Linked DNA regions of Homo sapiens: region 2 is linked to region 1. Evidence: read pairs that join two places in POLR2A ChIA-PET (ENCODE). Cell type or tissue: Panc1. All regions are shown on one strand. Each heading gives the region's core, and the rest is flanking DNA. Links, peaks and the distances in the headings are about the cores only.

Region 1 (16,056 bases), core at 8,212-10,711:
GTTCATGGGTCTTCTTCAGTAAGCTGAGGGTGATTCTGGACCTACATACCTTATGGTTGTTAGAGAGTTCAGATAAGATGGTTATATGAAAATGTTTTCTAGAAAGGTCCATGCAAATATGAGACTCCATTTTTTCCCTCTTTAATTCTTTTGTAAACTTTTATTGGTTATCAATAAATAAATATATAAAGACTATCACTCTCAAAAGTCAATGTGAATTTTTAAGATAATTTCTGAAGAACACAAAACATATCAAAAACTCAGTAATAATTATCGGAGTTACTCCGGATTTTGTATAGATCTGGCAAGAGAAATCTAATCTCAAAATTACAATCCTGGGATCTCTCTAAATAATGTGCTTTTTAATCTTGGCTCTGTGTCTGGTCCCTCTCTGCTTCAATTTCTCCTTTCTGCTTACAATTCCATTATGTTGTGAGTTGCAATTTTACAGGGGAGGTGCTTTGCACATAGCACTGTTGTGACTGTTAAAATCAACCATAAAAGTTGCACATTTCTATGATTTAAAAAAAAATCAGGATAACTCAAGAGGCGTTTAGAGAATAGGCAGAACATTGACATAGTTTTGCTGTGTCCCCACCCAAATCTCACCTTGAATTGTAATAATCCCCACGTGTCAAGGGTGGGGCCAGGTGGAGATAATTAAATAATGGTGTCGGTCTCCCCCATGATGTTCTCATGGTAGTGAATAATTCTCATGAGATCTGGTAGTTTTTTTCAATGGGAGTTCCCCTGCACAAGCTCTCTTGCCTGCCACCATGTAAGGCATGCCTTTCCTTCTTCTCTGTCTTCTACCATGATTGTGAGGCCTTTCCAGCCATGTGGAACTGTAAGTCCATTAAACCTCTTTTTCTTTATAAATTACCCAGTCTTGGGTATATCTTGATTAGCAGCATGAAAATGGACTAATACAAATATGTGTATATTTTGCATTAAAATACAATTGATTGTATGTTTAATGTATTAATTTTTGCATTCTTGCTCAATTGCTAAACCAAAGAAACATTGAAACTATAAAAACCTTGATAAACCATGGTTTATCTTTTATGTTTTATTTAGGCTCTAACACGATAAATGCAATAAACTTTCAGTATATACTTTTACCAAGGAAAAAGACTATCCACTGATCTCAGTTCTCATTTTGTGTTTCTATGGTAGTCTTCATGAATTTTTATAGTAATTATCTTGAGCAGATGTTTTAGTCTCTTATCCTGATAATAAGAGATACAGTCGAATAAAAAGGAATAGTTTAGGAGAGCTCATGAGAGTGTGGTGGCATTCATGAAAATAGACCAAACAAGGGAACGTTTAGGGGTGACTTTAAAATGTCAAAATACATGTTTAAGTTTATTAGAATAGTGGATTATGAAAACATTTTCTTAAAATTACATTTTTGAAGAAAGATAAATGGAGGAATACAAATATAAACATTTAAATCTCATTTTGAGTTTACAAAAATAAACCAAAGCATTTTCATTTTATATCTCAACCTCTTTCGTAGGGTATTCCAAATAAGTTTAAATAGTATATGCTTCAGTTAAGGCCTCAAAGTAAGGTGTAAATTGTAAAATGTAGACAATGGTTCATTTAGTCTGTTTTATAAATGTTCTGTATTTTGGCAGGTTTGTTTATAATGCCTAGACCTTTGTGGGTGAGAAAAACAAAGTTATATAAATGCAAAGCAATCCTTTGAAACCATTTATGTTTGTAAATGTATGCCAAAAAAGATAGTATATTTAATATGAATACACGAAGAGAAGCATAAGGAGGATTCTAAATGTTTGTGACATCACAGTCAAAATCTAGCTAAGAAATTGTCCTCAGAGAGACTAAAGAAGAAAAACAAGTTGCGTTGGTTCATACCTACACCAGTGATAGAACTACACAAATCACAGTAGTGATAATCAGATGTGTCTGTCCAGATTTAATGGGATGCACACTTGGATAATCAAAGTCTCAAATAGTTCTATAGTGGGGACATCTGGTGGATGAATATGTCCTAACTGTGGGGCTGCTGATATGAAAAAGTGGAATTCCCATAGTGCTAGGCAGCAAAACTTCCATTTCTCCAAATAGAGGAGTATAAATTAACCTGATATTTAGATATGTGCGTGTTTAATGTACTCCTATATATACTCTGAAGTAATGTTATGCAAAACAGTTCTTATCCAATCAAAATAAAGTGTATCAATCCAAAACAAAATTTAATGTGAGGAAGAGGGATGAAATTATTTTCTGCTACTCTTGTAAGACCTTAAGAGTAGAGTAAGTTCTTATAAGTAAGATTCAATTAACCTTATAAGTAAGATAAAATTAATAGCCTCAAAAAGTGGCTGGAATTGACAAGTTATGAAGTTGCCTGTAATAGCCATTGACCCAACTTTTTATTTGATTTTATTTGCCTATGGTTTCCCAGATGACTTATGCCTGGAATGCTGAAGATTTAGCTTAAAAAGAAGACAGCTCCTAAGGGTTCCAATTAGCTGAGTTGATTAAAGCATTCATTGAAAGCAAAATCAAAAATTTAATTATTCCATATTCTCATAGATCAGTTGCTGTTTGTTCAATGGCTATGAGCCAAAACATGTCCCACTGGACTCATCAACAATGCATGTCTTTGTATTTGAAGCACTGTGTGGCTGGCAACATGCATCACTGTGTTGACAAACAACTTGAGAGTGCCTGTTTCTTGACTTCTTTGGAGGCAAAGCCTTATCTATTATTTACTGCCTTGGCATCCTCAGTTCTCCACCAAGAAGAACCCCAATCTAGTTCAAAAGCAGATTGGGGTATTGGTGAAAACTCATTTCAATTCTCTGTTCCTTTAGTCAAACTTTTGCTATTTGAGAAAGATAACTTAACCTTTTTGAGTCTCAATTTCTTTTAAAGTAAAAAATAGATAGTAATACTGATGTCAAAAGGTTATTGTGAGAATTAGCTGAGGTGATGTATACAACATTCATACATTCTTAGCATAGTGCCTGACAGAAGATGGGCATTCAGCAACTATTCATTGAATAAATGTTTTCAGCCATGGATACTCTGTGTGAAGAGAAGTATAAGGAGAATCTCCACAGAGAAGCAAATGCTATTAGGTATGAAGTCCAGATGAATTTGTTTTACATACCTGCCTGTCAAGAGACAATCTGGTTCTAATCAAACCAGAAGACAATAAATGGAGAAAAATTCTAGAGCATTGTTTCTTAGATTTGATATGCATAGAAATTACCTGGGGATCTTTTAAGAATGAAGGTTGAGTCTGGGTGCGGTGGCTCATGCCTGTAATCCCAGCACTTTGGGAGGCTGAGGCAGGCAGATCATGAGGTCAGGAGTTCGAGACCAGCCTGGCCAGTATGGTGAAACCCCTTCTCTGCTAAAAATACAAAAATGAGCCGGGCATGGTGGTGCATGCCTGTAGTCCCAGCTACATGGGAGGCTGAGGCAGGAGAATCGCTTGACCCTGGGAGGTGGAGGTTGCAGTAAGCCAAGATCTCACCACTGCGTTGCAGCCTGGGCAACAGAGTGAGACTCCGTCTCCACAAAAAAAAAAAAAAAAAAAAAAAAAAAAAAATTAAGGTTGTGATTCAGTGGGTTGAGTCTGAGAGGCTGCATTTCCAGCAAACTCCAGGGGATGCATGTGCTGCTATCCACTAAATACACTTTCGGGAGGCCCTAGAGCACTCGAATGCATGACAAGAAATACTGTGCTTAGATCTCTATTTGTCTAGACCAACATTCTATTTCCTAGCACAACTTAAAATTTATGTATTTATTTAACAAAAAATGATTTAGTGCTTCCTACGTGTCGGGCACTATTCTAGGTTCTAAGTATGAAGTAGCAACCAAGACAGATACGGATAACACCCTCATTTAGTCTAGTGATAGTCAGACAATAAACATATTAACCAATTAATTAAAATAGTTTCTAGTGGTGATTAAAAGTATAATGAAAATAAACTGAAGTGACTGGGAGAGTGTGTATGGTCAATGAAATCTCCTCTAGGAAGGAGAAAATTGAACTGAAACCTGAATGTTGAAAAACAGGATTCTGTGTAAGACCTGAAATTTTCATACAAAGTGAAGAGAAAGTGCAAAACTGCTGAGACAACAATGGGCTTCGTTTGCAGGAGGAAAGGGAAAAAAGTCATTATGGCCAGAACATAAAGCTTCAACCTAAATGTGAGACAGTGATCAGAACAGTAAAAAGGGACAAGATCATACCTGGAAGGGTTGGGGATGGTACAGAAATCATTCTAAAACCATCAGGGAAATCTCAGATGTTGGATCTTAGATGGGTCTTAATAGCTCCACAGAGGATTAAGGGTGGTAGAAGGAGTGATCCTACAGGAAAGTACACCTGGCCAAGCAGAACAAGATGATTGAAAAAGAGCTAAAATAAGATATGGGACACAAACTGGGCGGATGGGGGGCAGGGGGAGTGCGGAAAAAAGCATAACTTAGAAGAAAGGTCAAAATTGCACATTTCTTTGGTTTACATGACAACAAACAAAAATGCATTACTTACGCTAGGCAAGCTAATCTAATGGCACCCTTGTAGCAAAGTCTGCATTGCCACAGAATAAATATTTTTCTGAATAGAAAAGATTAGGTAACTATTAGAGGATAAATAAAAATATGACGTTTGTTAGCTATAGACTTTAGCCCCAAACTTTTCTTGCTTTCCACAGAATATTGGAAACAAAAGTGAGAGAAGGTAGATGGTACAATAAAAGACAGCAGTGAAGAAAATAAGATATAAGAGAGCACCCCTTGCACTAAGAAAAAGCCTAGTAGAAAAAAGAGTCATCATTATTATGTCAAGTGTAAAATATTAAATGCCTTATACAATAATGATTTTCATACTCTACCTATGTACCTATATATCTACTATCTGTTTAGTACATTTTTTTAATTGGGATACATGCCAAAACCCAACACCAATAAAAACAAAATTTGAGAGCTCCCACAGATTAGAGTAGCTAAATAAGAATGAATAATAAAATATTTACTCAATTGCAATTTTAATGAGCCTTCTTTACTTACTAGTGAGTAAGTCTAATGATTTAAGGCCTTGCAATGTAATGGCTATTAACACGTAGGTGCATTCCAATTGACTTCTGATTTTTGTCTCATGATTAAAGGCTCTGCAAGCTAGTAGCTATTAACATATTAGAGCATTTGCAATTTACTCTGATTTTCTGTCTTGTTTTTAAAGCATATGAATAAAGGAGTGTACATTAAAATGATGCTCCTAACTCCCCAAGTGAGAAACAGCTTGGACTATTTTGTTCAGTAGCCTCTGTAAGGAATGGCAAGGTGAGTCACCCTTTCTCACCTGAATGCCTAATGCGAGGCACACACTTTTTATATATTCACCCAGAATTATGATTATATTCTGTGCCAAAATAGCAGGTTAATTTTTGTTTGATTGTGTATGATTTCATTCTGTTCTGTTCCCTTGACCTCGTTAACCACCTATATTAATCAACTAAACCATAGAGTTCAGACTTTTTCTCCTACCCTGTTTTGGTTATTCTGTTGGTTGTTTTTGGCATTTATTAACAGCAACAATGTTTTGTTTCTCATTGGCCTTTTATATATCTCATTTCACGCATTCAGCAAATATTAAATAAGTGTCCATTTTTGGGCCAATCTCTAGAGTGTCAAGGGCAAAATGAGGGAGTGAAGTGAGATGAGGCTAGGAAGAGAAACACAGCGAGGTCATTTGAGGTCGAGGTCTTGTAAACTTGAAAAATCTGCCCTTTATCTTAAGAGCAACAGGGAACTAATGAAAAATATTAAGCACTGGAGTGACATCACATTACTTCTGCCATTTGTTTGTTTTCTATTGTTTCCCTCCCTCTCCAACTGGGATCACCTTAAGCAGTGACTTTATAATGTTATCCCATCATTTACATTTCCTGTCTATTTCCAACTAACAAACAATTTTTTACGAAAGAAGAAGGTTGCCAATTGTATGAAAATAACTACTCTGAGAGACACAAGAGAGTTTGTAAATAGACACCTATTAGTTGGTTCATGAAAACATATGATAGATGCTATGGATAGAGTCATTATTTGTAAATCATAGCTCATCTCCAAAAAAGAAAGAGGGGACATGCTTTGTTGATGCTCCTTATTACAACTTAAGAGTACAAGTATAAAAATTAGTACTTAATGGGCAGGTGTCTGTGGCATAAGAATCGTCTCAGCAATGTGCTTGATATACCCTGATAATGAAAGAAGCCTCATTTAGGGTCATGAGTGTATATGTGTGTATATATGCTTGTTCCTGGTGTTCTATTAACATCTGGCTATAGTAGGCAATCCCTCTTTTGGCTACGTTTTTTTAAGTAAGAGCAAAAGAAAGATAATGTAACTTATCTGGGTGCCCATCTGGTTTAAATTGCTCATTTTACATTAATTTAACAATAATAGCTGTTGGTGGTCATGTTTTCCCCAGGAGAAGAAGTTGACAGACAGCTGTGCAGAGATGCCATCTTCCCCATCCCTGTGGCCTGTGATGCCCCATGCCCGAAAGACTGTGTGCTCAGCACATGGTCTACGTGGTCCTCCTGCTCACACACCTGCTCAGGGAAAACGACAGAAGGGAAACAGATACGAGCACGATCCATTCTGGCCTATGCGGGTGAAGAAGGTGAGTCGCCAGCTTCAGACGCCATCTAGGTTCGTTTCAAAAGTTAGTGTGCATCTTTTTTGTGTAGCCTGGAAAAGATGATATTCTATGAAAGTCAACAACCAGAAATTCAGCCATCCAAGATTTAATATCTGTTGATGTGTTGAGCAATTTGATTCTGTCCCCCAAAATTAATCTTGAAAATGGATCTCTAACAAAGGAGAAAGACTTTTTAAAAGTGAACTCATTTTGCTTTTTCCCACCCTTCCAGTCATTAGAGTTCTTTGTAAACCAAAGTGTTAGGCCTTTAAGAAGGTCTGAAAATGGCTCCCAAAATTTCAGATGTTTCATTGTTTTTTTCTGAATTTCAGAAGTCAGTTTTATCTTTTGAAAATCATATTCTACCTTCTCATAAATAAGTATATATATCCAATCATAAAGTTTATTTAAAATCACAAGAATAGCTACTGTTCGACCAAAAATTGCAATTTTCAGTTTCTTTGAGTTTCTTGAACATAGGCTCCGAGGTCCAGAAATCTCATATGTAAATTTTGTTCATTTTTAAAATATGTTGCTCCTAAATCTCTTCACCCTATAGGGTGAATAAAGCATGTTTGTCACATATTCAGACCTCACTTGCAAGCTTTATTGCCAAGAAATACAAGGCTCTTGGTAATTGTCTCTCAAGATGATATCCAAATGCTAATTTGGCTTCTGTGTGACTGGGTAATATAATGTCATACTTAATCTTGTCTTTCTGAAAAATAACACAAGAGTGAGAAAAGCATAAAAGTAAATCAAGTTTGTTCATATTAAGGCATGTTCTTTCTCAAGAATATAAGTGTATGTTATTTAAACATTATCAAGCTAAATGACTCTTTGTTCACATTTAGCACTGATAAATAATTATTTCTATTTGTAATAAGCATAACATTTTATGTTTTCCCCAAATTATCGATTTGGGGGGAGTTTTGTGTTGCCTATACTTTTTCTATTTTTCTGTTCATGAAGTATTTTAGTGATAGAAACATAGTGTTCCTAGTCAAATTTGCTATCTGTGTGTGTAACAACTGTGCACACCTATAATTACCTTGGCCTTTGCACATGAGTGTTACATGCGTAAAACATTTTACACACAGAAAAGCCAACCTGTGTGAAATTTTAGAATTTTCTTTATAGTGTTCAAAAACTTTTTCCTACCACCTTAATATATATTTAACTCTTTGCTCCAAAAAAAAAGTGTATCTATTGAAAAATACAACCTTTTACAAAGAAAATTATATTTCTTGTGTTGTCAAACAATGACTCTAACCTCGTGAAGATTGTATGAAGGCTTTAAACTCTATCAGCTCAGATTTTGCCTTGGGCTTCATTAAAATTAGATCTGTGGTCACCCTGCTTCCTGTAAATTCATTATACTCTGCAGACACTTGCTGTGTGACTACTAATGAATGACTTTTCACCCCACCCCGAGTCACATGGCAAGGATTTTGCCATGCTTGCAGAACTCACCAGATCATTATTCCTGTAGACATGATGCTTCACACGGAAAGGTCATGAAATGTTTTAAAGGCAGAAATTTGTGATTGCTCTTTGATATGTATCATCCACTGAGTTTGAAAGGGTAGGGCTTCAATAATTTTTAATTAAGTTTAGTGGTTGCATTATAAGCAAGTCATGCTGGAAAGTTATAGATGTTTATATAGTAAATCATAAGGGCATTAATTCAAAACAATATAGTTCTGTTTTAATTGACGTGTAATAATTGTATATATAGGGTGCAGTGTGATGTATCAATATATGGATAAATTGTGTAATAATCAAATCAAGATAATTAGCATATCTATCACCTCAGACATTTATCATTTCTTTTAGCAAGGGCATAGAGAATCCTCTCTTCCAGCTATTTTGAAATATATAATACATTATTGTAAAACATGGAAGCCATAAAAGAAACTCTGTCAATGCTATTTGTCTCTGCTGCTATTTACCTCTGTTAATAACATTTATAAAAGCTGGTATAATTATGTGAAATTTATACTTCAAAGCCTATTTAGTACCTATTAGTGGACACTGAAACATGTTTTATGAGAAATTTGTACTTCAAAGCCTACTTAGTACCTATTATTTGTTGGACACTGAAACACATTTTCTCTTACTCAAAATAAATCTTTCCTAATTCTGAACTATTTTTAATGATTTAGGAACAGCATCTGCAGGAAGTTTTAAAATGTGTTTCTCTGCCACTTAGATAATCCTTTGTAATTCTACACAAAAGTCAGTCTTTCCATTATTCTTCAAGAATTAGTGCTTTGTGTCATAAATGTTCTTAAATTTCTGTGGATCAGACACTGATTGTGATAACTTTAAAGGAAAGTGCCACATTTGAGAAATGATATATGAAGTGTTTAAACAAGAAATTATATGATTTTCTAGGGAAATAACATACAGGACAAGTCCATGCGAAAAGTAGATCTGGATTTATGAAATAAATGCTCCAACCTATACTTTCACTTATCTTAATCAGAATGCCACCATTAAACAATACTGAAGGCTGGATAACTCCTTGTAATTAATAAGGATAGACTAGGTTGTGCTTCAGTAATGGACAGCCCAGACATTCAGGAGCTTAAAGAACAAAGCTTTATTTACTTCTTCCTCATGGAAATTTAGCTACAGTTTTGGGTAACTCTACAGGGCAATTTGTCCTTCATGAAATGTCACAATATTGCATCACCATATGAAGACCTGGTTCCACAATCTTCATGTGCCAGAGGAAGAAAATACTTGGAGAATCTATCTGTCGATTTTAAGCATCAGCAAGTAAATTCTCCCATCTAAGAGTGATTTATGTCATTTCTCACGTTTCATTGTTAATGTAAGTTGTATAACTATGCCTAACTTCAAGGCGAATGAGGGAAATATAATCCTATTGTGTGCTAAAATGAGAGGAGTATTGACTAGTACTCTTACCCCTGATTTACTCAGTGTTCTTATTGTGTATCAGTGTGTATATATGTATGTATGTATCTATCTATCGATGGCCCCAATCCAGTAGATAAAACAGGGCTCCTAACATTGTGAAAATGTTAGGATTAATTATTTTTGTTCCTCTTAAATGAATGACAGAATGATAGAATGGCACTTTCTCTTCCTCATACTGCACTTCTTTTCTTTCTTTTCCTTTTGCTTTTCCTTTTGCTTTTCCTTTTCCTTTCTTTCACTTCCTTTTATTGCTAGGCTCTTTTTCTCCTTTCCTGAACAATTCTATCCAAAAAGCCATTTGGTAAAGCCAAGCAGCTGGGCATCTGTGCCAGCAGATAGGAGGTCTGTTGGTGATCTAGAGTGGGTTGTCAGAGCCCAACTGGGTGAGGAGCAACCAAAGTGGGAAAAGAGGTGGCCTGGCATGCATTTTCAGAGCCAGTGAGCAGGGTGAAGGACAGGGGGCACATGGGTTGTATGAGAGGATAGAAGAGTGACTCTACACTGGATGTCAGAGCATAGCTGGGTCAAGAGAGAATTCCAGCATCAAGGTGGCCAGCCCAGTATGGGGTGTCACAGCCAGACACAGTTGAGGAGTGTTTCTGTCATGTGGGTGGCCTCATGTAGGATGTCAGATCATGAGCAGAGTAATGAAGATATCTTGTGGGTATAGCAATGGAGATAACAATGGGTAATGGAGTGTGAAGTGAGAGGGAATTGACAAAATAAGTACATGTATTTAACATAGTGAGAGTTGGTTTTTTTATTGCTGGAGAAGAGAGTTGCAAATATGTTAGGAAAGAAAACTAGTACACTCTGTGGTACAGCATTGGAATTGGATGTTATTAATTTATTTGAATTCATGGTGTTCAATTTGTAAAGATAAATATAGAATAAACATCAATGTAAGTGTGCAAATATAAATATGTACATATTATATACATATAGACATATATTAGCCTCATTCACTGAAAAGACCTGAGAGCAGCAAGACCTCAACAGAAGTAAGTAGCTGCAGCAGTCAGATCTTGGTTTCTAATACTATTGTCTAACAAAAGGAACAAGGGAAACTTTGAGAAATGGCTGATTCCACAGCTGCAATAGAAGAAGTACAAGATGGGCCAGGAGGATCTTGTGGTAGAAAGTAAAGAGAATTGTCAAAAGGCCACAGAAGCCAACTTGAATGTTCTCCCACTGACCACATTTGCAAACAATTTTAATGACAAAATAATAATACCAACAGACCATTAAATAGGAAACCATGGATCCACATATTATATAAATAAATAAAGGAATAAATTCAATCTCATTAAAAGCATTGTAGTTATATAGTCTCAAATATTTCCCTAATAGAGAAGTCTGACAGACACCCCCTTAATCTGGTGACCAAAGTTAGCATTATCAATAATGAAGCAAACCAAAATCTTGTGTCCTCAGTATGATATAATGAGAATACGATATCATTTCTGTAATAACTCTATCAAAGATGCATATATAGAATCTAGTCATGAGGAAACATCAGATAAACTCTAATTGGAAGACATTGTACAAAATAATCTTTAATCTTCCAAAGTGTCTAAGCCATGAAAATGAAGAAACAATTGAAAAACTGTTCAAGATTTAAGGAGACTAACAAAGTGTGACATCTAAATGTAATGCTTGATTCTGAACTAAATCATCTTGCTGTAAAGGACATTTTGGGACAGTTGGCAAACTTGAATGCAGTCTGAGGATTCAATGGTCATAACTTATCTGTTTATATTCTGATTTTTGGATTTTGAATATTTAATTGCTTATGTATAGGAGAATGCTCTTGATCATAGGAAGTACACACTAACATAGTTAGGGTGATGGACATCGTTTCATCTTTTTCCAAGTGGTCCAGGAAAAGAAAAGTATTTATATCATACTTTTAATTTCACTGTAATTTTGAAATTAGTTCAGAATTAAACATGAAAATGAATTTGTATATAATCGCTTTCTACACTATCTTTTTTTTTTTTTTTTTCTCTGAGACGGAGTCTCTCTCTGTTGACCAGGCTGGAGTGCAGTGGCCCGATCTTGGCTCACTGCAACCTCCACCTCCCAGGCTCAAGCGATTCTCCTGCCTCAGCCTCCTGAATAGCTGGGATTACAGGAGCACCACCATGCCTGACTAATTTTTTGTATTTTAGTAGAGACAAGGTTTCACCGTGCTGCCCAGGGTGGTCCCAAACTCCTGAGCTCAGGCAATCTGCCCACCTTGGCCCCCTAAAGTGCTGGAAGTACAGGCACGAGCCACTGTACCTGGTGCTTTCTACACAATCTTGAGTAACATTATATAATCTATTATCAATACACAAAAATTGTCATAAAATTGCTAATTATTGAAATGTCATTTGGAAACCAAATCACAAGTACTGGCAACTGGTGATAGTTAATGTACTGGAGAAGGTAAAATTAGTTCTTTACACTTAAAAAAATGGTGTGTGTGTGTGTGTGTGTGTGTGTGTGTGTGTGTGTGTGTGTATCTTCCAGAGGCTTGACTTCTGGTTAAATAAAAGTGATTCACTTTTTAATATTCTTGCCTTAACGTATAAATATTGTATAAACTGTAGGAATTGTCTCAAAAAATATTTTAAAGTTATGTTAGGAAATTCTAAAGGGAGGCAACATTTTAATACTTAAGCCTGGCATATTTTTAATATAAATAGTTGAATTTGAACAAAAAGTTAAAAATTAATGTTAGACTTTTAGCTTTACCAATTTTTTGAACCTGTATTGTAGATCCTAACAAGTTTCATTTAAAAAGGAAAAGGTTATTTTTTAAATGGTTCCCACTGGGTATACAATTTGTTAACTCTCATGATATAGTTAATTATTCTTACAGAGCAAAAAAAAAAAAAAAAAAAGGAAAGTATTTATTTTTGTTAAGTTCAATATGACCTGATAGAACTTCATCAACCAAATATTAATGTCTTTGCACCTGTCTTATACAAGCAGAGAATAGATGCAGATGGAAATAAATTATGTCATTTTTTTCTCAAATAATTATCTTCAGAAGTCATATTTTACAATGCAAAACATTGAGAAGAATATTTTTATTTAACTTGTTCAATTTTTACAGCTAAATGATTTTAATTATAGTAACCAGGTAGTACCCATATTCCCTAGAAAAATTTGAAGAATGCAGGATTCATTACATGTATGCATATATATGTTATATATATGTTATATATGTTATATATATGTTATATACATATATGTTATATATACATATATGTTATATATATACTTATAACCCTGATTTCTAAGTAAATACCATCACTTCCCCATTCTCCCACTATTGACCTTGAAAAGAGAGTTCTGCTTCAATCTGTCACTACTTGACCACCACACAGGACTTACGCAGGCTTCACGGTGGACAGTCTTCTGCCTGTTTCTGCAAAGAAAAACCGGGAGGTGGGGCTGTGCTGCCGCAGAATCTCCTGAAGTACCCCACAGCTAATGCTGTTCCAATTCGGTACCCCCAAAGCATATCCTTGCCAATGCACTTTTCACCCAGCAGTGGTCTGCTGTCAAAGGAATTCAGGCTACAATAGCAGGAAACGTTAGAAGCACCTTAAAAGTATAATTTATAGTATTATGATAATAGTACTCTTCACACTAATAGCTTCTTTATAACATAAGCCCAGTCTACTTTCTTATTCTTGTTGCCAATTACTTTCTGATGTGAACTCTACACTCCAATTGACTATGTCAATATTGTTAATTGCCAAGGTCACACCTGCCTGCATGCCTTTGCTTCTGTTTATTTATTTTTCTACTTAGATACTATTCTCTTTTCCTTCTGTCCCTTCCCAGAATTCTGCTTATTGAAATCCTACTCCTTCAAAATTTTTCTCAGTGCCTCTTTCAATCTGAGGCATTCTTCAGACTCCAAAAAGTAGTGAAATTGTACTCCTTGAATCCCAGTTATACTAAATACCGCACAATATAATTATTTCATTCTATCTAGAATTATACTCATTTGTATCCTTATCTCCCCTACTACTTTTCCCTACTACATTATGAGATCCTTGAGTGTAGCAGAAACTATTTTTAACCCCTGTAGGTATCCCTTGAAGCATCTCACATAAATATTGCGTGTATTTATGAACTTGATGTGGGGAAGAAAAGTCACTTTTTATTTCTAAGCCATGTTAATTCCAAAGAACAGAGTATGGTAAGGTTCCTGTTGGCACCGTATCTAATTTGCTATCATTGTCCATGTTTTTAGGTGGAATTCGCTGTCCAAATAGCAGTGCTTTGCAAGAAGTACGAAGCTGTAATGAGCATCCTTGCACAGTGTACCACTGGCAAACTGGTCCCTGGGGCCAGTGCATTGAGGACACCTCAGTATCGTCCTTCAACACAACTACGACTTGGAATGGGGAGGCCTCCTGCTCTGTCGGCATGCAGACAAGAAAAGTCATCTGTGTGCGAGTCAATGTGGGCCAAGTGGGACCCAAAAAGTAAGAGCTTTAGAATGACAACAGTAAATCGTGTAGCCACCTGTGCAGAGGATTGGCTCAGGCTTCACTGGCTTCATGAAATGGAACATTTTGATGCTTGTCATACCTGTCCTCAAGAGCAAGATTTGTTTGTTTTGAAAGTCAGCCACTGATAAAGCTATAACAGCTTTGAGTTTTATACTGGGGAACCATAAATTCTGTAGAAATCTTTCTATCTGGTGCCTACTCTCTGTTTTATAGTAGCACTTTCTGCTTTTATTAAGCTAGTGAGGCAATGAAAGAAGTGCTTGCCGTAAGCCTGGCTGATCAATAATGACAGTGTACTAGGTCCTGGCAGTGTAGGTCATCCATGACCTCCTATATACCCGTAGGCTACGGAGGCTGCCCAATCTAGTTTAATTGGGTAGAAGCCTTGTATGATCTGCCTTTCATTTCCCCTAGAAAACACTATATCAAAAATACCGAAGCATACTTACTGCGTCTTTCAATGGTTAGAGTAAAAACCATTTACTTCCAAGAGAGAGCCTTGGGATAGGATGAGTGTTATTATAAGTAGAAAAACTATCATTTTCTCAGGGTGCTTTTGAGTACTATAATAACAGGGCAAACACTTTGCTGGAGGGGAGAACAAAGAACCAGAGAGTCGACATATTATATGTGCCTTGTGAGAAGTATAAACAAAAATAATGGCATAACTGAGCTAATCACTTCATAGAGAAAATTAATAAATCTACTCTAAAAAATTGAGGGGAAAAAGCTTTATTTTTCAAAACTTAACATACTTTTTAAAAATTCAAATCACCTTAGCCATGTAAGATATGAAATGATAAATGAGTCGATTTTTGCATGGGTTTAAAAGTGGCCTCATATTTACTAAATACTCAGCCAAGTGGTTAAATATTGTGTGTAATCTTCAGCGTGCTACCTAACTTACTCTGGCCAACAGTTTTTGCAGTCTGTTGAAAGGATTTAATGAAACATATAATAGTAATCTAAGCACTCAATAAATGTTAGAAATTGGTCTTTTTCTTAAGAATTTCAGCTACTCCTTAGTGTTCCAAGAAAATGAAAATAATGTCTCTGATGCATGAAAAACTCCAGGGAAACAAATATGAATCCCATTATGAGATGTTTGTGTCTGGCCAGGGTTCCAGACATTAGGGATATTTTGCCCCACAATTTATTTTTTTATATTGCTTGAAATTAGGAAACACAGAAGACATGCCAGTGAGATTTGAATAAATTGAAAGACTATTTCACATGTTTAATAGGTAACCTCAAACCAATATTTTAATAGAAATTTTGCTAAAGCTGTGATGAATCTAACTCAGGAAATTAATGTACAGTGTATTAAAATTCAAAAGTGGTAACAGCAAGAGCAGATGTCCCAAGTCCTGGAGGATTCTGACTCTTGCTGGATCAAGAACAAAGGTAGAAATATTCACTACGCAGGCACAGGACCAACCTGTTGTGGCGCAGGATGAGGGTTATTGTGCTGAGCTTCTACCAGTGAGCTCATTCTGTTCCTGTCCCACGGTTAATCACCTTTCAAATGTTGCTGTTTTGACATTTTCCTCACTTACATAAGCTACAAAATATTTTTCCTGAGTAATGGATGTACATATGTACACGCCTATATGTGAAAGAGCCTGCTGGATTAACAGCATTAAATCAGTGGGAAGGGTATCCTGAAGCCCCATGTGATACTACCACAATAATTCATTAAAAATTTGCTTCACCCTTGCAGCCTTCATTCAATGACTTATGTGCATCTATAGACTTGTTAAATCAAATGGATGTACTTTACCTCTCAAATTCTAGAAAATCAAGCAAATACTGTGAATTCAAAAGAAAATATTATTGCCTTTCTCCCTACATGCTAGGTTAAATTCAGTGAATTCTTTCTAATACTAGGTATATGAACCA
Region 2 (16,056 bases), core at 1-2,500, 110 kb after region 1:
AAGACATTTGCAAGTTCTTGTATCCTGAAGAGAGTAAAGTTCAGTTTGGATGGCAGCAAGATGAAATCAGCTATTACACCTGCTGTACACACACTTCCTCATCACTGCAGCCATTGTGAAATTGACAACATGGCGGTAATTTAAGTGTTGAAGTCCCTAACCCCTTAACCCTCTAAAAGGTGGATTCCTCTAGTTGGTTTGTAATTGTTCTTTGAAGGCTGTTTATGACTAGATTTTTATATTTGTTATCTTTGTTAAGAAAAAAAAAGAAAAAGGAACTGGATGTCTTTTTAATTTTGAGCAGATGGAGAAAATAAATAATGTATCAATGACCTTTGTAACTAAAGGAAATCAAAATTATATGTTGATTTTTCTTTCTCTCTGATTTCCCAGTTTCAGATTGAATGTCTGTCTTGCAGGCAGTTATTTCAAAATCCATAGTCTTTTGCCTTTCTCACTGGCAAAATTTGAAGCAATCTCTCTCTTCAATGTATGATTTCAAAACTAAAATTTTAAAAGAGAAGAATAAATATCTTATCCAAGACTTCATTGCATATCTAGAGCAAGAGTGGCAAACTTTTTCTGTAAAGGACTATATAGAAAATATTTTCCACAAGGTCTATGTTGCAACTTCTCAACTTTGCCATTCTGCTAATGCAATCTTAGTAAATAAAAGAATGAACATAACTGTTTTCCTATATAACTTCCCTTACAAAAACAGCCAGTAGGCCACCTTTGCAGGTCATATTTTGCTGACCCCTGGTCTGGATGTTTTTTAATGCTAGCTCTCCATGGTGTCATCTTTCGTTTTCATTCATTTTTCAAAGGTGAGAATTTACAGTCATTACATTTCCCACTGTATCAGAAGTAGCTGTATTTTCTACAGATGTAGCCCTGGGAATGGCACAGTGGAACAATATTTAACTAACTCAGCAGACTTCTTGCAAATGAAAAGAAAACTCAAAAGGTGCCATTAAAAAGCAATACCATTTTCAGGCAACATTATTGCAACAACCTTTGTGAGAGAGGACACTAGCTTTTCAGGATATTTGAAAAATAATATAACTAACATGCTATTTTATCTTAAACAGCTGTGTTCCTGTAAAAGTGTTTTGGATTAGAAGGTATTTTTACCTTCATACTGGAGTATGAACTCCCCCTGCTGTTCATTAGAGTATTTGCAAAGATTACAAAAGACATCAGGTTAGGATGTCATTGTCCCCAAAATGAAAATATTTGTATGTATTTCAATAAGAACTAAATGCAGTAAGCGCTAATTCCTCATTCAATATTCACTATATTAGGAAATGTAAATCATTTCAAAGAGAACAGGTAGTCAGGAAGATGAAAATTTTACTTTAAAGCAAGGATTTAAACAAAGAAAACCATAAAAACAAAGTCCATTTTATCTGTTTTATTAAAGAGGAAGAAAAAATAATATTGTTACTTTAAAACTGTGATTGTCAATATATATAATCAGGGGTCTTCCAGATAATCCTAAAGTTGATCTCTTTGAATAAAATAAACTCCATTTGTCCAAAATAGTTAAGAAAGACTCTATTGTGGTTACTTGAAAAATTCAGCTAACCCTCTTATGAAATGTGTGCAACACCTATTAATTTTGAAATGTGGGATAGAATACCTACTAAAGCTATATTTAAGGTATTGTAAAATGTCATTAATTCAGAAAAGATTAGTATCATCCTACCTATAAGAATTAAATTAGCAAATCAAAATTATAGAATGTTATGAAAAATACATTTTATTCATAAATTAATTAGATTTTACAGCATATATGCATGCATATATATATATACACACACACACACACACACCCATATATATGAGAGAGAGGAAATTAGGTTCAACATGACCTAATATTAGAGAACATATTGGAAGGTCACTGTTTGTTAGGATAAATAAATACTGGATAACCTCGTTAGAAAGGTGGAAAGAGGAGAACGTAGCAATCTGGCTATTTTGGACAAAGGGAAGGTTATTATATTCATGTTTATAACATGAAAATGGCCTTATTTTTGTTTCTGACATGAGACAATAATGAGTTAAATATTTTATTGGAATTTCATCAAAACCTTATTTTTACTGTTCCTTCTAAAAATTTGGGAGGGGAATATAGTAGTAACTTCTCTATTGACACTTTTACCTCACCGAGGGGGTAAAAGATGTAGAACTGCTGTTCCCTAGAATGAAGGTCTGTTGTTTGGTTTTTAAAAAAAGAAGAGCAGAAAAAGTTTGACACAGTATTATATGATTTTGCTGGACTATTTCACTAGAAACCACGTAGAATAGGACTAACTGATCTCTTTTGAAAGGGGCTGATTTGCTTATTCATCAATAACTAATCCAATATGTGGACAGTAATCTTAATTTCAAAGCCTTTTTTGAGGATACTACGGTGTAGCTTAAGTGAATTTAAAAAGAGTGCATAAAAGCTTGTTTTTAATTACTTATAACAAAGCACAAATTACTTCTAACAAGGCAAATATTTATTGACATATAAGACATTCTGCTAGGCATTGTAAAAAAAAAAAAAAAAGTAATGGCTTTTGTATACATAGGTACTTAAGACAGACATCCAAAAGAAGGAAAAAATGCTTAATGAGTGAAGATAGCACTGAAACATGTTGACTTTTACTCTAGGTTTGTTTTTAGATGGGGTTAGTATTTTCCCCTACGTAATGTACATGTCTTTAGGCCACAGTATTAGGAGTTTGATTTTTCCCTGCCCCACCCTCAGGTAGGTGGCAGTGGTCATTGTAGCTTAATCAGACCCCTGTTAAGTTCCTGGGCATTTCAAGGTAAATTCACGTCTTCCTTCTCACAGAAATTGAATAGACCTCTCACACACTTATTTACCTCCCCCAACAACCTGTATCCTTGGCCCTTTCTGATTTTCTCTGCTTGGTCTCTTTCTACTCTTGACAGCTATTCTTACCTACTTCCCACTAAACATGCCCAATTTTTTAATTAAAAAAAAAAGAATTCCTATATTTCCTTCCCTATTAGAATCAAAGTGTCACTCACTCAGAGTGTGAACATCCTGATTTACACCAAATCCACTGGTCAAAGAAATGAATAAAGGGAAAAGGAAAAATGTGGAAGGCATGCAGGAAAAAAAAAAAAAAAAAAGCCCTTTTCTGTAAAAATGTCCATGCCTACACTTGCTTTAGACCATCCCATATCCTCCTGCCTCCATCTCGAGTCTTTGTTCACATTCCACACCACAAGACAGTGAGGGAGGACTGTACTTTTCAGTACCATACAGAAGGGAGAGCCTGTTCTAAAGCTGACGTGGGTCTCAATAGTACATGAGAAGCACAATTCCCAAATGATCTGGGATCTCCTGTTTATAAATATATTACCAAATTCAAGTGTGGGTTCTTCTTCTATTTCCACTGTAAGATTGAGGGTGTTGAAAAAACAGTAGTCCTTGAGCAAATCTGTGAGGAATCTTGTCAGAATGTGATCTTTCCTGGGACTAGTTTAGTTGTGAGAACTACATCTGCTTGTTCTGGGAATAAGGGTCTCCCCAGGTCCTGCCCTCAGGTGGCCCTGGCTGCAGGACAGGATTTCAGGTATCAGAAACTGGTGTGTGAGCCAAGCAAATAGTTATCCATTTATAAAAAGGATGGTTTGCAGTGTGTTATAATAATTTTATATCTAGCAGGGACAATGAAAAATGGTTATGTCTACATTATTAAATGAATGAAACTAATGCTAAACAGTTAATTTTGCATTTTTATTTTTCTGTGTTTCTACCAAGTCAGATCTTAAAAATGGGCAGTATATGAAGAGCTTTAGTTTGTGGGAGTCATGTTTTCAGTGATCAAAAATCTCTATATTATTTAGAATATAATTGTCAGTCTTGTTGTGTTTTGTAGATTTATTGTTTTTAAGCCATAGTTTCTAGATTACCTACTTTTAACCCTCAAGTAAACTTTTCCCTATTTTTCAGAAATCTGTTTGTGTTTATTTTTAGAAAGTAAACATTTAGATTCCTTTTCTGGTACTTTTTTTCTCCATTTCTATCACACAGATTTGAAGAGATCAGTATCTATCATTGTAAAATATAACTTTATTAAAATTTGCAATCTGTCTTTCTATAAATTATTATTCCCTAAATGTGTATTTTATGTTAATTTAACTACCTGAATATTTATTTTGTTTAAATAAGGAGGCAGCTGTCTAAGAATTTTTGTTAATATTACTTTGTAAATTGCGTAATGTAATTTATTTTACATTATGTACATTTCCTTTTTAACGCACAAAATGTCTATGTACAATTAACTACAGATTTGCAAATAATGTCACTAAGCTTTATTCAGTCAATACAGATGGCATGTGAAGATGTAATATGCTTTTTTACATTTTCATATGGGTTATTTGTAAATAACTATATTGCTGACAAACATAAATACGGAAATCATTTTCATTCTAATCATGTGTATCTGTGTTTTGATTTGCACCAATTGCTTCTTAAATATGGATTAAAATTTTTTTCCAGTGAATACCTAAATCCTTTTACCTACTGTATTGCCCTTTCCTGGGTTGTATAACAACTCCAATTTAGAAAGTTCAAGAAATGCAAACTTTTACTTTGAAAGTTGGCTGAGGCCACCAGGTGAATCATGGACAAGGGACCTCCTGGTTTCCAGTCAATTCAAAAATGGCAGCAGCAGAGGATGGGGAAACTCTCTACAACAGAGTACAGCTTTTCCCACCCAATCAGTCATAAGGCACATCCCTCACTGTCTCTTGTCCCTGTGTCTACCCACAAAAAACCAAACCTAAAAGTCAAAGCAGAAACTTATGCCTTAACAAATTCAGGAAGGGACACACAACTTAAGACAAGTTACTTCCGGGGTAGTTTGCAGTTAAAACATTTTCTGAAATAGCTATTTGCTAAAATGTAAGTAAGTAGGGAACCATTTAAGCCCTCAATCTGTGAACCACTCAGAACATGTAGCTAGCCTACATGCTTGATGAAAAAATGGTAATTTCCAGTCTTTTTCTTTTCTGTATTACTCATTACAAGTGAAACTAGGTGAAAAAAATTTTCAATGTATCACACAGATTTTTTTCTAGAAATCTGGACTTTCATAGTCAAATAGCTAACTTCATTTATTATTTTGCAATTCCAATTTATGCCCTACAAACAAAAATATGAATATTACTGGTCTACATTTTATTTTTGCTACTTCTGTGTCCCTAGTGATTCTTTCATTAAAGTCTGTATATATTCCACAACACACTTCAATTTATACCTCCCATCAGTGTCAGTTACTCTGAAAAGATATTGTACATACACAAAAATGCATAAATGTAGTCAGGGTTTCTGGTATTGCAGTACTTTTATGTGACTTCCCCTCCCCCTTTCATCTTCTTCCATAGCATCTCCCAGCCAAGTTAACTCAAGTTAACAATCTGATATGTATCCTGTCATATTTTTCTCCCTGATCATATGACATTATAAATATGATAGTGGGGAGTGAGATGGAACAGAGAGAGTGAGAGAGAGAGGAAGAGAGAAATGGGTGAATTTAGTAGATACAATTAGGAAACAGCTTCATTTTTTTTTTCCTATTACTGTTTTCAAACATTATCAAATGTCCTTCATCCTGTCTTTGGTAACACCTAAGGCAAATCCCATAGCTTTTTGATAACAATAAGAGTTATCAAAGTATCAGAGTTATCAAAGTTCCAATCCAGGCTAATCAAAACATCAATCCCTCTCATTGCTTTCATCTCCTTGACTAGTAGCAAATTTGAGCAGCTTTTCATCTTTTCATATACGTCTGGATATTTGGACTTGACCTTCTATAGCATATAATTTTCAAATGGCAATTCTGATGATGCCAATATGTTGTTAATTTTAGGCCATCAACTAATTTTTATTTTATTATTTTTTGAGACAGTCTCATTCTGTTGCCCAGGCTGGAATACAGTCGTGCAATCTCGGCTCACTGCAACTCTGCCTCCCGGGTCCAAGCGATTCTCCTGCCTCACCCTCCCAAGTAGCTGGGACTATAGGCATGTGCCACCACGCCTGGCTAATATTTTGTATTTTTAGTAGAGAGGAGGTTTCACTGGTGTTAGCCAGGATATTCTCCATCTCCTGACCTCATGATCTGCCCACCTTGGCCAGGCATGACCCACTTCACCTGGCCCTAAATTTTAACGTTTTTTGTAAAGAAGGAAAAATAAATTTTGGGATTCTATTTCCCCACAATCTTTTTTGTTGTCATCTCAGGCAGAGGTTCCCCCACCATGTGGCCACCTCACTGTCCCCCTGCCTGTTGTGAGGCTGGATATTCTCTCTCTATCCTAGCTAGCCCCTATGCATGCTCATTCCCACTCATGCTCACCCTTGAGCACAGTGTTACTGGAAGTGATGAAGCTGGAGCCCAACCTTCTATTAAGCTATACATTCTCTTCAGAGCTTTGACATTTTTTCCTACCTCTACCTAGAAACTTCCCCTTGATATAGGCATGGCTGCTCCCCGACTTCATGCAGGTCTCTGCTCAAATGGCCCCCCTCTGAGACGCCTTCCTTGACTATCCCATCACTCTCTATTCTCCTACCCTTCTTTTGTTTTCTTCATGGCACCTGACATTACATATCTTCCTGTCGTTTGTTTTTTTCTCTCTCCCACACAATGAGAGAGGCCAGGTCTTTGTTTTGTTCCTCGCATGGAATAATATCCAACACATAGTAAGAATTATGATTTCTTTTTGGGTGAATAAATTAACAAAAGAATTAGTGAAGTACAAGTTTTATGACTAAAGAGTAGATAATAATAAATAGTGGATTAATTATGAAGAGGCCACTAGAGTTAAAAAACCAACTAACTCATCCATAGCTTAAAGCTGTCAGTACTCTACTCTCATAAATATATCTTATATTCATTTCACTTGCCAGATATATGTTACTCTAAACACTTAGAATGCACAATGCTGACAAGAACAGAACAGTAACAGAGCAGTTGAAGAAAGAAAAACAGTAACTGAGACTGGCATCATAGAGGAGTGATACTAAATAGCTAAGGATACTCCAGTAAGATGTGGGCTATGGGATTTACAAAACTATATTGAAAACAAGGTCTGCAAAATACATAATTCTATCGTAGCTTTCACTCAATTGTAATTTAAGTGAATCAACTTAAATTAATAGGAAATTGTTCCAGGGGAAGTAGGCAAGAGAGCTTGGAATACTGGAAAATTAAGCAAAGGACAATTTCAAATTCCTAAAAAGCCTTTGATCCAGGATATAAAAGCAGTCTGATTATACTTTTCAGTCTTAAATAAAATTGATTTTGTGATATCAGTAATAATCAAATTATATACTCTTTGCTTCAGAGCAGAAATAAAATGGAAAAAACAGAATAGAGTAACAATTCAAAGTGCTTCCAAATTCCCATAATTTGCTTTGAAACAATAGAGGAGGACATTCAGCAACCATGTAAATACTTTAATAGACCATTTAAAATCCATTCCTTTTCAAAAACAATGTCTTGATTTCCTTGAGAAGTAAAAAGAATTTCAAAATCAGAATCAGCCAGAAAGTACTACAGAGGGAAAGCCAGCATCTTAGTGGATAGCGTGGACCTGTGTCCCAGTCTTTTATAAACACAGTGAGTTTAGCGAGAATCCTGTCACACCACATCCCTAGTCACCCTCCAGCGGCTATGCTGACAGCTGAAGTATAACTGTACCCTTTCACAATTTATCTTTATAAAAGGTTCACGTGTTTACAATATTTGTCTGCTGGCAGGGGGTTATTCTTAATGTTTATCACTTTGTACAATTTGTTTGCCAAAGGGTATAGGTCTTTTCTTCTGATGGCACTACCTTGGTATCTATGGGGAAAAAAATGCTTTATAAAATAAGTCGAGTAGAAAAGTATCCTGGCTGTAGAAGGAGGTATAGTGGAAAGGATTATAATCAGAGACTTATATAAATGACCCTTAAAAATTAATGTTGGTATGCTTATGAATTCTAATCTTTATACGGAATAATCCATAGGAAAATCAAATTAAAATGTCTCCTACAATGATAGACTGAGGCTATGTCTGGTAGTGATCATGATATAAATGCATGTTACAAAAACATTACGGCAACATTTGTTCAGTGATAAAAACTAAAGAGGCCTTTGATACAATTCTCTTCAGAATAGGCATCATATTGGCTTTCAGAAATCAACAACTCCTAGCCAGAAAGATTTAAATGTAATTATGGGTTTATAATGAAAGCAGATGTAGGATGTAGCAATAAATTGGTACATTATCTTACTTAGATGATAATGCCAAGTGTAGAGACAGTCCATTCGTATGGAAGTATTAAGAGCAATACCTACCACTGACAATGGTCAGATCCTGCATATTTTACAAAGTTTAAGAAAAGGAAACCAAGAAAAGACGAAATACCTGTATTGAAAGTTTTGTCAGGATATGGGAAGAGGGCCCAAAGAACAAAGAAGAAAATATAATAAGTAGCTTTTGAACTTACCAAAAAGATTCTCATGAGCATTTATCATTAAAGAAATGTTATTTAAAACAATGACGCAATAGATGGGGAAAATGAAATTTGACAATCCACTATCCGATCAAGTATATAAGAAAAACAAAAGTATCGTTCTTTTCTATTTCTAGTAGAGGTAGTATTAATTATCAAGTCAATAAAGGGCCATGTAAATAGTATTTTTAATTATAAATAAACATATCCTTTAACCTAGTAATTCCACTTCTAAAAACTGACCCCAATGTCTAGAAATAGATGATTGACAGATAATGATTTGTGTATTATATATACATGTGTTCATGTGTGAATAGAGAAGTGACAGATATATAATATAAAACATGCACAATAATATAATACAAGGTTATGTGTTGTATCATGTTGGTATTCACTAAAGTATGGAAACAACATAAGTAGACAGAAACACTGCTCACTGTGTTTTGTGGATGAAAAGTTTAAATAACACAAGATCTTGTCTATAAGATCTTATTTCTGTCTTTAATTTGTCAGAATTGGGGACTGGTAAAATTATTAAGAAATCTCAGCACATATACATATTCACAAAATATTTCTTAGTTATCTTTTTGAAATGGCCCTCAAGCTGTTTATTTTTAATGCCTCAAACTATTTTTTTTTTTTTTTGAGACAGGGTCTCACATGTGCCCAGTGCAATGGCAAAATAAGCTCACTACAGCCTTGACCTCCTAGGTTCAAGCAATCCTCCTACCTCAGCCTCCCAAGTAACTGGAACTGTAAACACACGCCACCAAACCTGGTTAATTTTTTGTTGTTGTTATTGGAAGAGACAGGGTCTTGCTATGTTGCCAAGACTGGTGTTGAACTCCTGGGCTCAAGCTATCCACCCACCTTGGTCCCCCAAAGTTCTGGGATTACAGGCATGAGCAACCGCACCCAGCCTGATACAAAATATTGATTGGAAGTTGAGACTCAAGATCTTTGATGTAGTATAAAACTCAAAAATGTTTACTCCTAATCATGCATTTATAAAGCCAATTTAAAAAGCAATCATAAGTGAGGGTCCTTCTGTATAAATAAAAGTAAAAATGATGCTAAATATTTGTCATTTTGGAATGGACCTTTTTTTCTGCCTAAGTCCCTATCTTCCAAAATAATTTTAATTTTTTAACCCTCTGGCTCATTGTTGCTAATGTGAAACTGTACTTCAGATGTGCCAAAGGAATAACGAAAAGGAATTATCTTACATTTTAGCAATTGCCTGAAGTTAAATTTAATGAACTGAAAAAAATGTTTCTGCAACATTAGCGAGAACAGCTTAAAAAAAAAAAAAAGGCCCTTTTCTGTCTGTAGTGGTCAGTGCTTACCAAATAATGAGCAAAACTTTTGCAGCTCATGTGGACTTAGAAAACCATAAAACATCAACTTGGAAGTTCAGAGAACTGATTGTCTTTCTGATTAGATATCCAGCCTCAATTTTTGAGGCTAACAAGTAGGTAGATGGAAAATGTACATCAAAGACCTCTGGGGGAAAAAATGGAACAAATGCTTGCCTAATTGGATTACTGCTATATATCTCCCAAAACATCCTGTTAGAACCTGGCTATGAAGAACAAGAACAACAAACACATGAGAAGCTTTTGTCTTTCATCCAGGGATAGTTGGAGGAAGTTGAAAAATATGGGAAACTTAATATCAATGGTCAATCCAAGGACAGGTGTAATGAGAATATTATTTACCACAAGAAAAGATTCAGTTCTAACATTCCTCAATTGCTTCACTAATGTGATAACTGCTGGCAAACTATATTTATCCTATAGTATAGAAGGAATTGCAGACAATTAAAGCTGAGAGTCTGAGAAAACCATCTTCTCTCAAACAAATGAGAAGATGTAGTGTAAGTATTCACTGAATACAGGCAGTGGCATGTGGTGTGCATCTCTACCCATTCATTCATTTCATAATAATTACTGAGAATCTATTACGTGCCAGACACCATCCTAGGCTTTGAAGGCATAGTTGAAAAGAAACATGACAAAACTTGTGTTTATGGAGCATACATTCTAATGAGGGGAAAGAGACAATAAAGAAACAAGGAACTACAATATACTGGTTGGTGGGAAAATGCCATTGAGAAAAATTAAGTAGGGTAAAAATGATAAGAAGTACTAGAACATGGAAGCCAGCCCCCTGATCTGGGCGCATTAAGAGGGGGAAATGTAAAGGATGTAACAATTGAGAGAAACAGGGGTCCCAGGCAGTTAGCCTGTGTGCAAAGTCCCTGAAAGGAGATCATGATTTGCTCATTATAGAGTTATACAACAAATCCTATGTGGATGAGAAAATTCTGCCTAAGAATAATAGTGGGTTGCTCAACAGGGAAACATTCTCCATCATCTCCTTAGATATTATGCAATACGTTGATGCTTCAGTTAGAAACTTCATGGAAAAAAAGAAAGATTAGACTGAGAAAACTGAGATTCCAGAGTCAGAACCACCCCAACTTTCTATTACCATAATGAAACATCTCTGCATCTCTTCTAAATATATCAAAATGTTCTTAGTATGTTTGGGAAAATGCTGTAAATGTTAAAAGAAAAAAATGGTATCTATCCTCTTAGAAATCAAAGGCAATAAAGACTTCGAGAAATATTTTTAATTATAGTATTCAGGTTTGTTAATAAGGAAAAGATATTGACTTACAAGAAATTTAGCAATATATATCGATCTTAAAATGTTAATGCCCTTTGACCATGTAATTCCACTTTAGCAATCCTAATTATTCAATATTGATAAACTTTTATGCACTTCATTGCAACATCACAGATATTGGTTGAAAATATATGTTCAATCGTACACATGAAAAAATTCATACTTAAGAGAAATCTATGAATTTAAGGTATATGGGAAAGTATGCAATCTTCCCAGTTCTTTCTGAAAATATGAAAGAATTCATACTGGAGGGAAAACCCTATGAGTGTAAAAAAATGGGGTAATAGCCTCAGTGTTTTTAGTTCTAGTTGAATACATCAAAGAATTTATTTCTGAGAATAAAATCTATAAATGTACAAAATGTGGTAATGCATCCATTTCTCTCAAATACACTAAAAGACATGACAATGCCCACTGAAGGTGGGTCTCAAATACAAGAATGTACCCTTGGTTGAAAACCGAGTAGTTTGCAAAACATAGGAAAGTTTTAATTTTAATGATTATTTTTAAAGTCATACGGAAACATCCATTGGAAAGAAACCTCGTAAATGTAAGTGATTTGGAAAGCTGATGCAAATTAAATATTGCATAATGCTCAAAAAATGCACATGGATGAAATGTTATGTAAGTTATAAAAATATTGTGCTTATCAGTGACTCATTCTTAGAGAGGGTCTCTAGTCTATAGATTTCTACTTCTTTTGCAAGGAAACAGGTAAGAATTCCATATTCTTTAAGCAACAGTACATACATTTAATAGGTAGTTTTTTGTTCTTAAGTCAGTTAATAAAATTTTTTTTTCATTTATCTAAAAAGGTGTTGGATCCATGGGTGAACTGAAATCAATTTCTAACATATAGGTAAGGTGGATTTTATATAACTTTTTCATTGTTCTGTGATTAAATGAGTATTGATTGTTGGGATTTTCTTACTACGTGTATATAGCAAGTTTTGGTTATCCCTCATCCATTATATATGCTCCACATTTTTTATTAGAAAAACTATTCTTCTTCGTCACAAAGAATTTTATTCTATATTCTTTCCTAATAGAATTAGTATCAAATTATAAATATGTAAAGTTTAGTGTATAGTCTCAGATGAATTATTATCATTTCTTGTACTTTATCCTTTGTGACTATTTCTGCCTGTTATTTGGATAGTTCACTTTGAATTAAAAAGAGAACTGTGAAATGTGTGTGTGTGTTCAATCTTAGGGGATGTTAGAGGAAATATGTTACATTCATATTGAACACTGAAAATTCTAAATTCTATGCTGATTTTCAGTTTTATGTTAGTGAAGAATTTTGACATGGAAAAAGTTTATAATGTTCACTGAAAAGAAGCAGGATACAAAACATTGCACATGGTAAAAATATACTTCAGCATGGCCCCATGCCATAATGCAATGTAAATGGGAACTTGGAAAGAGAAGGCCTGGGTTCCAGCTCGTGCTCATCACTTACCAGCTTGATGTCTGAGAGCAAGTCACTGAGCCTCCCTACACTTTGGTTTTCTCTTCTATATAAGGGAAGAGAACACCACCACTTCTGCCTTCCTTATAAAATGATAAATACAAACAAAATAATATGAATACATTTAACATGTTTTATAAATGCTGTTATGATTGGTGTAATCTTCCTTTAAACATTTTTAGAGAGTTTTAATATTATACCATAGAGTTTGAACTTAAGGCATTTTAAGCTGAAAATTACATAGAAAAATCACTCTGGCAGCCATCAGGGCAAGGTTGGAAACTAATTAGAAGACTACTGCATTGGTCCAGAAAAAATAAAATGAGAGCGAAGAAAAAGGAAGGAGTAATAGATATTAGAGTAGGATTTCAGCAAGATATGTTAATGAGTTTGAATTGGTAGCACTTGATAACCTTTTGGATGAAGAGAATGATAAAAAGGTAATTCCCAGGTACCAGCTTAATTATCCATTTACTAAGACTGAGAGTGTAGAATAAAGATTGCATTTGGGAGCAATTTTTAAGTTTCAGGTGACTGTAGGACATCCAAGTGGACCTACGCAAGGAGGATACTATACACTGGAGTCTAAACTCAATAGAAGGCCGGGCGCGGTGGCTCACACCTGTAATCCCAACACAATAGGAGGCCAAGGCAGGCAGATCATTTGAGGTCAGGAGTTCAAGACGAGCCTGACCAACATGGTGAAACCCTGACTCTACTAAAAATACAAAAAAATGAGCCAGGCACGGTGGTGACCACCTGTAATCCCAGCTACTCAGGAGGCTGAGGCACGAGAATCGCTTGAACCCAGGAGGCGGAGGTTGCAGTGAGCCGAGTCTGCACAACTGCACTCCAGCCTGGGTGAAAGCGTGGGACCCTGCCTCAAAAAAATAATAAAAAACATAAAATTAATAGAGAAGTTCAAAATTATAGATTCAGAATTTGTAAGTCGTCAGCTCTCAGCTAAATAAGATTAGTCAGAGTGCTGTGTAGACAGACAAGCCTGAGAAACACCAATATTTAATGGATGAAAATACAGAGATGAATCTGCAAAGGATAACATTAATGTAGAAATGAAAGAGAACAAGGAGAGAGTGATATAAAGGCCAAGGATAAGAAAAGAACTTGTCAAAATATTGTAGAGAAGGCAAAATAAGATGAAGACTAGAATTTGTTATATTTGGCACTTGGGTCATTGTTGACTTTTGCCAGAGCTGGCTGAGTGGAGTGGTGGGTACAGAAGTTTGTGGAAGGGCAAGTTGTAGGTCAGGAAGTGAAGACATTTTATAAATAGTCCTTTTGAGAGTGTTGGCTAGTGGGACAGACAGAACGTCTCCCTAAATAAATGAAAAACATGAGAGAGCAATAAAAATATATGTGATTTAATATAGAAGGTAAAAAGAGACAGTTGTCATTAAAGATACAATTATTTAAGTTTACTCCATTAACTGAACTAAGAGCTTAGCATGCATCATTGTCTCATTTTCACAATGCTTCAATGAGGTAACACAATACAATATTGTAAAATGATAATATTGAGACTTGGATGACAAAGCAGACATGCCTGTCAGCCTCCAGGGCCTGTCCTCTTAACCACTGGACTGTGCCAATTATAAGTTTATTGAGCTGAAGCCTGCAGCCTAAAAGTGTTAAATGAGTCTCAGTTTCTCTTCTAGAACTACAGAGAATATTCATATCTTTTTCCTTATTACAGGTTGAGCATCCCAAATCTGAAAACCTGAAATTTGGAATGTTCAAAAATCCAAGATTTTTTGAGTGTCTATGTGATGCTTAAAGCAAATGCATATTGGGACATTTCAAATTCGGTATGCTCAACTAGTAATTATATAATATCAATATTCCAAAATTTAAAAAAATCCAGAATCCAAAACATTTCTAGTCCCAGACATTTCAGATAAGGGATACTCAATCTTTATTCATCTTTAAGTGTTTAAATTAAAGTTCCTATGATATCCCACACCTCCTTTTCAAGCAAAATATCCCTGATTCCATCATAGTTCTTCAGATAACTTTGATTTCTATCTAAGCTTGCTTTTAATACACAAAGATTTGAGGTTCACAGACTTCTTATAATTCCAGTCATCCCACTGCAGACATTCTCCATTGTATCACTCTTCTTCGGATAAAATGCCCAGAACTAAAAATGACACACTAGATGAAGTCAAACCATCCTTGTCCTAGACACGAAATACCAATAAAAGCACACTAAGATTATATTCACACTTTGTGGTACAAAATCTTCTTTCAAACAACTAAGACTCCTAAATTTTCCTATTCTCATGAAGGAAAGTTATAAATTCTTTTCAATATTACATTCTATTACTACCATATTACAGAGTTCATTATTTTTCACTGATATACCATCATTTGCATTTATCTATTACATGACTTTAGTTTTATTTTCCAGTCTCTGACTTTTAAGAAATTTTGGAGACTTGTCTATAATCCAGTGTATTGTCTCCATCTTTGTGCCCTTTGTGGATTTAATGAGCATCTTTCTGTCTCCATCCAATACATCCATACTATTTGAAAGTATAAAACAGATCCTGAATACCTCTCAGAGACTGTCATTCATTCAGTAAATATTTATTAAGAAAAGCCTTCTAGGCCAGGCACAGTGGCTCATGCCTGTAATCCCAGCACTTTGGGAGGCCGAGGCGGGAGGATCACTTGAGGCCAGAAGTTTGAGACCAGCCTGGACAACATAGTGAGACCTCATTTCTACAAAAAAGAAAAAAAAAAGAGGCTTCTAGGGTATTGGTAATTTTCTGTTTCATTACTGGTGCTTAAATATGAGGTTCACATTAGGATAATGCATTGAGCTAAATATGTATAATTTGTGCAACAGAACAGAATAGAGTTCAAAAATCCAGGTACATTTAGTTTATAATAAAGGTGTTAATTGAAATAAGTAAGGAAAAGTGTAATTATTTAATAAGTAGTAGTATAGATACAACTAATAATCATCTGGAGGAAAAAACCCTGAATAAATTTCTAAATTATACTTTAAGTTCTGGGGTACACGTGCAGAACATGCAGGTTTGTTACATAGGTATACACATGCCATGATGGTTTGCTGCACCCATCATCTACATTAGGTATTTCTCCTACTGCTATCCCTCCCCAAGCCCACCACCCCCTGACAGGTCCCAGTGTGTGATGTTCCCCTTCCTGTATCCATGTGCTCTCATTGTTCAGCTCGCACTTATGAGTGAGAACACACAGTATTTGCTTTTCTGTTCTTGTGTTAGTTTGCTGAGAATGATAGTTGCCAGCTTCATCCATGTCCCTGCAAAGGACATGAACTCATCCTTTTTTATGGCTGCATAGTATTCCAAGGT

The links. ChIA-PET counts read pairs that join two places held together with the same protein. Peaks named below come from ENCODE experiments on the same cell type or tissue, not always from the same donor. Only the 100,000 strongest peaks of a DNase experiment are listed, where the experiment ranks them.
Region 2: POLR2A ChIA-PET joins it to region 1 with 9 read pairs; 1 of 35 experiments calls an interaction of 5 or more read pairs at or near these places.

What each region holds. Positions count from the first base shown.
Region 1 is chr7:11,472,408-11,488,463 of GRCh38, reverse strand. THSD7A (thrombospondin type 1 domain containing 7A) reads left to right here. Exons shown (of 28, transcript NM_015204.3): 7 at 6,482-6,676; 8 at 13,896-14,130. Among named protein-coding and RNA genes, the nearest start is that of THSD7A, 350 kb to the left of the region's middle. In Panc1, for the core only: no CTCF peak of the experiment used is centred there; no DNase peak of the experiment used is centred there; H3K27ac peaks cover 552 bases.
Region 2 is chr7:11,358,838-11,374,893 of GRCh38, reverse strand. THSD7A (thrombospondin type 1 domain containing 7A) reads left to right here. Exons shown (of 28, transcript NM_015204.3): 28 at 1-4,529. Among named protein-coding and RNA genes, the nearest start is that of PHF14, 390 kb to the right of the region's middle. In Panc1, for the core only: CTCF peaks have their summits at 948 and 1,161 (motif pointing left); a DNase peak (open chromatin) is centred at 1,023.